Linked DNA regions of Homo sapiens: region 1 is linked to region 2. A link is a contact called in ENCODE Hi-C or POLR2A ChIA-PET data. All regions are on one chromosome and are shown on one strand. The core of a region is the stretch at or near the end of the contact, and the rest is flanking DNA. Distances in the headings are between cores, read along the strand shown. Region 1 has its middle 44 kb from the start of CABLES1. Region 2 overlaps RBBP8 (RB binding protein 8, endonuclease).

Region 1 (3,890 bases), core at 792-3,291, 110 kb after region 2:
GCCAAGCCAGGTGGATCACGAGATCAAGAGATCAAGACCATCCTGGCCAACATGGTGAAACCCCATCTCTACTAAAAATACAAAAATTAACTGGGCGTGGTGGCGGGCGCCTGTAGTCCCAGCTACTTGGGAGGCTGAGGGAGCACAATCACTTGAACCTGGGAGACGGAGCGTGCAGTGAGCCGAGATTGCGCCGCTGCACTCCAGCCTGGCGACAGAGCGAGACTCTGTCTGAAAGAAAGAAAGAAAGAAAGGAAGAAAGAAGGAAGGAAAGAAGGAAGGAAGGAAGGAAGGAAGGAAGGAAGGAAGGAAAGAAAGAAAGAAAGAAAGAGAAAGAAAGAAAGAAAGAGAAAGAAAGAAAGGAAGAAAGAAGGAAGGAAAGAAGGAAGGAAGGAAGGAAGGAAGGAAGGAAGGAAGGAAAGAAAGAAAGAAAGAAAGAAAGAAAGAAAGAAAGAAAGAGAAAGAAAGAAAGAAAGAGAAAGAAAGAAAGGAAGAAAGAAGGAAGGAAAGAAGGAAGGAAGGAAGGAAAGAAAGAAAGAAAGAAAGAAAGAAAGAAAGAAAGAAAGAGAAAGAAAGAAAGGAAAGAAAGAAAGAGAAAGAAAGAAAGAAAGAAAGAAAGAAAGAAAGAAAGAAAGAAAGAAAGAAAGAAGAATCTCCTTTAAATTAGAAGGAAACTCTTAGTGTACTGCAGGATTCCTTTGCTAGGCTGAGCCCCAGTTGTCTGAAAGTCATTTGCCCAAAACATTTAACACTAACTCCTGAAAAATTCTGTACATGCTAAGAAGATCTGAACCACTTAGTGCAATAGGAATCTGCTAAAAAGCACCTAGGATAAGGGAAAACAACATAGAAAATCTGTATTTCTTCTTCTTCTTTTTTTTCCAAGACGGAGTCTTGCTCTGTCACCCAAGCTGGAGTGCAGTGGCATGATCTCAGCTCACTGCAACCTCCCCCTCCCGGGTTCAAGAAATTCTCCTGTCTCAGCTTCCCAAGTAGCTGGGATTATAGGCACGCACCACAACGACCGGCTAATTTTTGTATTTTTAGTAGAGACGGGTTTTCACCATGTTGGCCGGACTGGTCTTGAACTCCTGACCTCGTGATCCACCCACCTCAGCCTCCCAGTGTGTTGGGATTCCAGGCGTGAGCCACCGCGCCCGGCCGAAAAATTGTATTTCTATTCACAATGAGACAGGACTATTAAAACCACATGTTTATTTTTGGAAACTCTAATCTTCAGTAACTCTCATTTACAGTTCAACCACAATATGAAAACCCTTTATTATTTTATATCCAACTTTTATTATAAAAATAATAAATGCCCATATAAATATTTGGAAAATAAAAAGTATAATAATTCATGTTTTTAAAGCCATAACTTCAACATCTGATGATAACCTCTGTTAATACTGCAATGCCTATCTTGTGTGTGTGTATAAAACAACCTTGTAATCATATCACACATAGTTTTATATTCTGATTTTTATCATTTATCACTTTATCTTATGGATTTCTCCACACTAAAATGTTGCCCATTAAAAACTTATTATTATTATTACTATTATTATTATTTTGAGACAGAGTCTCTGTTGCCCAGGCTGGAGAGCCCTGGTGCCATCTCAGCTCACTGCAACCTCCGCCTCCCAGGTTAAAGAGTCTCCTGCCTCAGCCTCTTGAGTAGCTGGGATTACAAGCACGCACCACCACACCCAGCTAACTTTTGTATTTTTAGTAGAGACGGAGTTTCACCATGTTGGCCAGGCTGGACTCAAACTCCTGACCTCAAGCAATCCACCTGCCTCAGCCTGTCAAAGTGCTGGGATTACAGGCGTGAGCCACTGCACCCAACCTAAAAAATTCATTTTAATTGGCTCATGATACTTCATTGTTTGACAGTACTATAATTTATTAAATGATTTCCCTATTGTCAGACATTTAGGAACCACACTACAATTTATGCCTTGACAATCCAACATGAAAAGACTGTTTTTTTTTTTTTTGTCTTGAAAAAGGAAGTAACATCATCCCGAAAGAAGCTGGTATTTCCTCTTCTCAACCTCTGGTTCTCTCTCTTCACTGTCTCTGGTTTCATATTAACTTCATTTGAAGGCTTCTTCTTTTGCTATATTAAAGAATAGGAGTGAGAAAAGCAGCTACCACCTAGAGAAACTCTGACCAAAGGAGTGGCAATGGACGATTAATAAAATGATTATTTTAAAGATAAGCTTTGTTCTTGTTCTTTATAAATTGCAAGTCATGGCTGAATAATCATTTTTAAGAATATGTGTATATTTTTAGCCAGTTTTGGTGGCACGTGCCTGTAGTCCCAGCTACTCAGGAGGCCAAGGCAGGGGTATTGCTTGAGCCCAGGAGGTCAAGGCTGCAGTGAGCCATAATGGCGCCACTGCACTCCAGCCTGGGTGGCAGAGCAAGATCCTGTCTCAAAAAAAAAAAAAAATATATATATATGTGTGTGTGTGTGTGTGTGTGTGTGTGTGTGTGTGTACACATATATATTCCTTTTTAAAATATATATATATATATATATATTCTTATTTTTAAGATGCTTTAGATGAGTCAGTGTTCTCCAGATAGATGGATCCAATAGGATATATAGAGACATGAGAGGGGATTTATGAGGGGAATTGGCTCATGTGATTATGGAAGCTGAGAAGTCCCATGACAGGCCATCTGGAAGCTGGAGACCCGGGGATGATGGTAGTGTGGCTTTGCCCAAGTTCGAAGCCTCAGAACTGGGGAAGCCAATGGTATAACTCTCAGTCCGTGGCCAAAGCCCTGCGAACTCGGGGCTGGTGGAGGAGGATGCTGGTGTAAGTCCCGGAGTCCAAAGGCCAGGGAGCCTGGAGTCCTGCTGTCCAAGGGCAAGAGGAGAAGGCCGTCCCAGCTCCAGGAGAGAGCATGAGACTCTGCCTTCCCTCTGTCTTTCTATTCTCTGTGGTCCACCAGTCGATTGAACGTTGCCTGCCCACACTGAGAGCAGATCTTCCCTGCTCAGTTCACCAAATCACAATCCAGTCTCCTCTGGAAACACCTCACCAACACATCCAAAATGATGGTTTACCACCTCTCTAGATATTTCTCAATTCATTCAAGTTGACACCTAAAATTAACCATCACACTTAGAAATCCCTGTTATGTTGGCTGGGCACGGTGGCTCACACTTGTGATCCCAGCACTTTGGGAGGCCGAGGTGGGTGGGTCGCCTGAGGTTAGGAGTTTGAGACCAGCCTGGCCAACATGGTGAAACCTCATCTCTACTAAAAATACAAAAATTAGCTGGGCATAGTGGCGGGTGCCTGTAATCCCAGTTACTCAGGAGGCTGAGGCAGGAGAATCACTTGAACCTGGGAAGTGGAGGTTGCAGTGAGCTGAGATTGCGTCACTGCACTCCAGCCTGGGTGACAGAGTGAGACTCCATCTCAAAAAAGAAAGAAAGAAAGAAAAGGAAATCCCTGTTATGTGAGTGATGAGTTATGAATTCCACAGAAGGCTGTGATTAGGTATCTGTTTTGATTTATTTGGGATACCCATTGGTTTTCTTTTTCTTTTTCTTTTGAGACAGAGTTTTTCTCTTGTTACCCAGGCTGGAGTGCAATGGCGCAATCTCGGCTCACTGCAACCTCTGCCTCCTGGGTTCAAGCGATTCTCCTGCCACAGCCTCCCGAGTAGCTGGGATTACAGGCGCCTACCATCACATCTGGCTAATTTTTTGTATTTTTAGTAGAGACAGGGTTTCACCATGTTGGCCAGACTGATCTCGAACTCCTGACCTCAGGTGATCTGACCCCGTCGGCCTCTCAAAGTGCTGGGATTACAGGCATGAGTCACCGCACCCGGCCTACCCATTGGTTTTCTTGTGACCTTTTGTA
Region 2 (3,524 bases), core at 722-3,221:
CTGTTATGTAATTATGTATATATGTTCTGTATTACTGTATTACTTTCATTTTTTTTAAAAAATATGAATTTGGAATCCCGTCTGGTTCCAAGGATTTTAGATAAGTGATTGTTGACCTACATTAATTTATGTGAAGTGATTATGTATGTACGTAGCTTATGGTATTTTGAACACATCAGCCTTGATCTTTATGAGTACCAAAGGGATGAGATACCAAGTGTGTAGAAGTTAACACAGAATTAGATAGACGATTGCCTCAAAAACCAATGTGTATAAGTTAGGTTGAAACTATATCGTGTCATTTGCTTGGTAGAAATATGAATTCTAATTAGTTTAGAATTTATTTTTAGTGTTCTCAAGCACATGCATTTTTCCTGTTGAAATTCAAATTTTAGAAAAGAAGTGAAGGCTAAAGTTTGAAATTACAGGAAAGAGTAATCATATAGATGAGCTTAAGGCATGTATGTTTATTTAGGACATGCTTAGTCAAAAGAGTATAGGAGATGATCTGATTGTGTCTTTTATTCTCTTCTGAAATATAAGATAGTTGTGATTCTCATGAACCAACTTCTTCTGTAGCTTGGTCGCAAAGAAATTGCATTTTGCTCAGCAGTTTTGTTTTGTTTTGTTTTGTTTTTAAAAAAGCAAGTATCATCTTGTAAAGGCAACCTAATTTTCTCTGATCACCTAAACCACTGTCATATTATGCTATTTGTGCCTGAAATTTCCCTGAACTTTAGAAGAAAATATTATTTGACTTCTGCTTGTTAAATGCAGTAACTCTAACTCTTCTGAGCTAGTTTTGATGTTACAAGATGGCTTATATGATAGGGCAGTTATTAGTGACACCAAAATTATTCAGTAAAATTTTGCCACTATAAAGTTAAAAATGTGTATAAAGCTAGGTATTGAGGTCATCATTCTTTTCGTTTTAGAAAATAGATGTGATGGGTCAGTGAAAGTCAAGGGAGTCTATACACGTAAGAGTTCAAAGGACTGTAGAACTCATTGCATTCAACCCTCTTCTAAATTGAATTCCTTATACAGCTTCTTTAACAAATAGCTATTGTTTGAACACGTCTAGTAGAAGTTTACTGTTTCCCAAGCCTATTTAAATTTAGTGAGACAAAATTATTAGAAAATTCTAAGTTTATAGAAATTACACTGCTTATAAGTTATATTTCTTGATTATGACTGCCTTCCAGGACCATCTTAAGCAAGTCTCTTCTCCTGTGCTACTTGACGACTCTTTTGATACATGAAGACAGCTATCATGGCCCTCCTGAGTCTTGTTTTCTCTAGAGTAAATATCCTCTGTTCATTAACTGTGGCATTAAATATCCTCTGTTCATTCATGTGGCATTACTTCAACTCTTCAAACTGTGAATTTTTAAAAATGTTTTAGTTCGTCAATATCTGAATTAAGAAATCAATATTCTAGGTATAGCCTGATCAGTGGAGCAGTACTGCCACCTCCCCTACAATGGCTATAATGTTACTTCGTTAAGTTTAAATTATGTTTTAACTGGAAATGTAAGTTCTTCAGAGTAGAAAAGGAAAAAAGCTGAATATTTAAAACTTTTTTACAGACTCATGAAGGGAAACCCCAGATCCATAATTATAGGTCTTTAGGGAAGAAACCAACTAAAACAGTTTTGACAGGAGTTTAAGAGGGAGCAGAGGTCCATAAATCAAACAGCTCAAGCCATCAGAAGGAAAAGTGAAAGGAGGACAAGTGTGCATAATTAATTTAACCAAAAGCTGTGACGTGAACTCTTTCTCTCAGAAAATCAGTGAGACTAGTGTTTTAAAGGATGAACTTGGTTAACATATGGAGTTTTGTTTTTTCCTTTTATGACAAAGGAAGACAAAGCCAGCACTCATTTACTTAGTTTGGGCACCTCTAGTTAGAGCTAGTTTTGTTTGTTTTTTTGTTTTTTCCTTTTGTGATCCCAGCTTCTTCCACATTGACTCTGCCAGGAAATCAATTGCTTCTCGTGACTCATTCATGTTTCAGGTGGAATTTTTATGACTAATAGGCAAGCAGGCTGTGACGTGATTAGTTAAAGCTAGGTCAGATAGATTTCACACTCCATTAATTTATAAGCCTTTCTCATATGACTTTAACTTACTGTTTTTCCAGAATAAGAAAATTACAGGAAGAGATTAAAAAATTAGATATCAGATCTATTGCACAGAATGGTGACTTAATAATGATTGTATATTTCAGAACTGCCAAGTAGATTTTAAATGTTTTTACTACAAAAAAAAGATAAGTGTGTGAAGTGATAGATGTTAATTAGCTTGATTTAATCATTCTACACTGTAAACATGTATCAAAACATTTTGTTGAACCCAGTAAGTAGATACAATTATTATTTGTCAATTAAAAATAAAATTTGGCTGGGCACAGTGGCTCATGCCTGTAGTCTCAGCACTTTGGGAGGCCAAGGTGGGCAGATCACTTGAGGTGAGGAGTTTGAGACAGCCTGGGCAACATGGTAAAACCCTGTCTCCATTAAAAATACAAAAACTAGCCAGGTATGGTTGCACGCGCAGCTGTAGTCCCAGCTACTCGGGAGGCTGAGACACAAGAATCACTTGAACCTGGCAGAGGTTGCAGTGCGCTGAGATCGCACCACTGCACTCCAGCCTGGGCAACAGAAGGAGACTCCGTCTCAAAAACATAAAATAAAATTTTAAATAATTTTATGTTTATTTTATTTTATGTTTATGTTTATTTTATTTAAAATTTAAAAAATTTTAAATAATTAGACATTAGCTCTAAAGATTGTTCCTTGGTATAAAATGTAGGATTAAAGCCTACAAATAATATTGGTATCATTCAGGAAATTAAAGTGTAAATCTTTTTTGGGAAAAATTAGTCTTTGTCTTCCAATTAATGTTTCTTAAAAATCTCTGTTGGTCATAGTTCATACAGTTCTCACTATATAAGCTTTTATTTGGAAATAGTATTGCAAGTTGATACGAGTCTAATAGGACAGACTGATTTGGTCATGTAAAGCCTAAATGTCTGACAGACTGGTAACAATTGGTTGGCAAATAAGGTCAGTAATGGTTTGACATGGGAAAGTCAATTAACTTTATTTTTACTCAACATTCACAATTCAATTCAAACCCAATCTTTCAGTTACAGTTGATCCTGAATTGAGTTGGGCAAGAACATATGCCTAGATCCACACAAATTTATTCTCTAGTGGAATCTGGGAATGTCTCCTATTCACTCAACAAATGTTTACGCCATACCTACTGTATGTCTACTGTGGTAGGCTCTTGTGATTCATCGGTTAACCAAAGATCCCATCCTCTTAGAACTTATATTCTAACAGGTGAGCAATAGATACAATAAATAAATTGCAGCTGGGCGCCGTGGTTCACGCCTATAATCTCAGCACTTTGGGAGGCCGAGACGGGTGGATCACTTGAGGTCAGGAGTTTGGGACCAGCCTGGCCAACGTGGTGAAACCCTGTCTCTACTAAAAATACAAAAATTAGCCAGGCAT

The links. Hi-C counts contacts between places; a loop is a spot of excess contacts on that map. ChIA-PET counts read pairs that join two places held with the same protein, here RNA polymerase II (POLR2A). Pooled maps may share reads with other maps.
Region 1: a loop to region 2 is called in a pooled map, with 2.1 times the contacts of the local background. The contact joins two enhancer-like sites. A Hi-C loop is called at or near these places in 1 of 50 pooled maps. POLR2A ChIA-PET finds 5 or more read pairs at or near these places in 5 of 52 experiments (GM12878, H1, OCI-LY7 and 2 more).

Annotation. Positions count from the first base shown.
Region 1 is chr18:23,089,495-23,093,384 of GRCh38, forward strand. No RefSeq gene overlaps it. Among named protein-coding and RNA genes, the nearest start is that of CABLES1, 44 kb to the right of the region's middle. Within about 2 kb of position 2,042, at least 3 of the 41 ENCODE cell types and tissues checked have a DNase peak (open chromatin) inside an H3K27ac peak, as active enhancers do.
Region 2 is chr18:22,976,585-22,980,108 of GRCh38, forward strand. The region is part of intron 6 of RBBP8 (RB binding protein 8, endonuclease); the gene reads left to right. Among named protein-coding and RNA genes, the nearest start is that of RBBP8-AS1, 45 kb to the left of the region's middle. Within about 2 kb of position 1,972, at least 7 of the 41 ENCODE cell types and tissues checked have a DNase peak (open chromatin) inside an H3K27ac peak, as active enhancers do.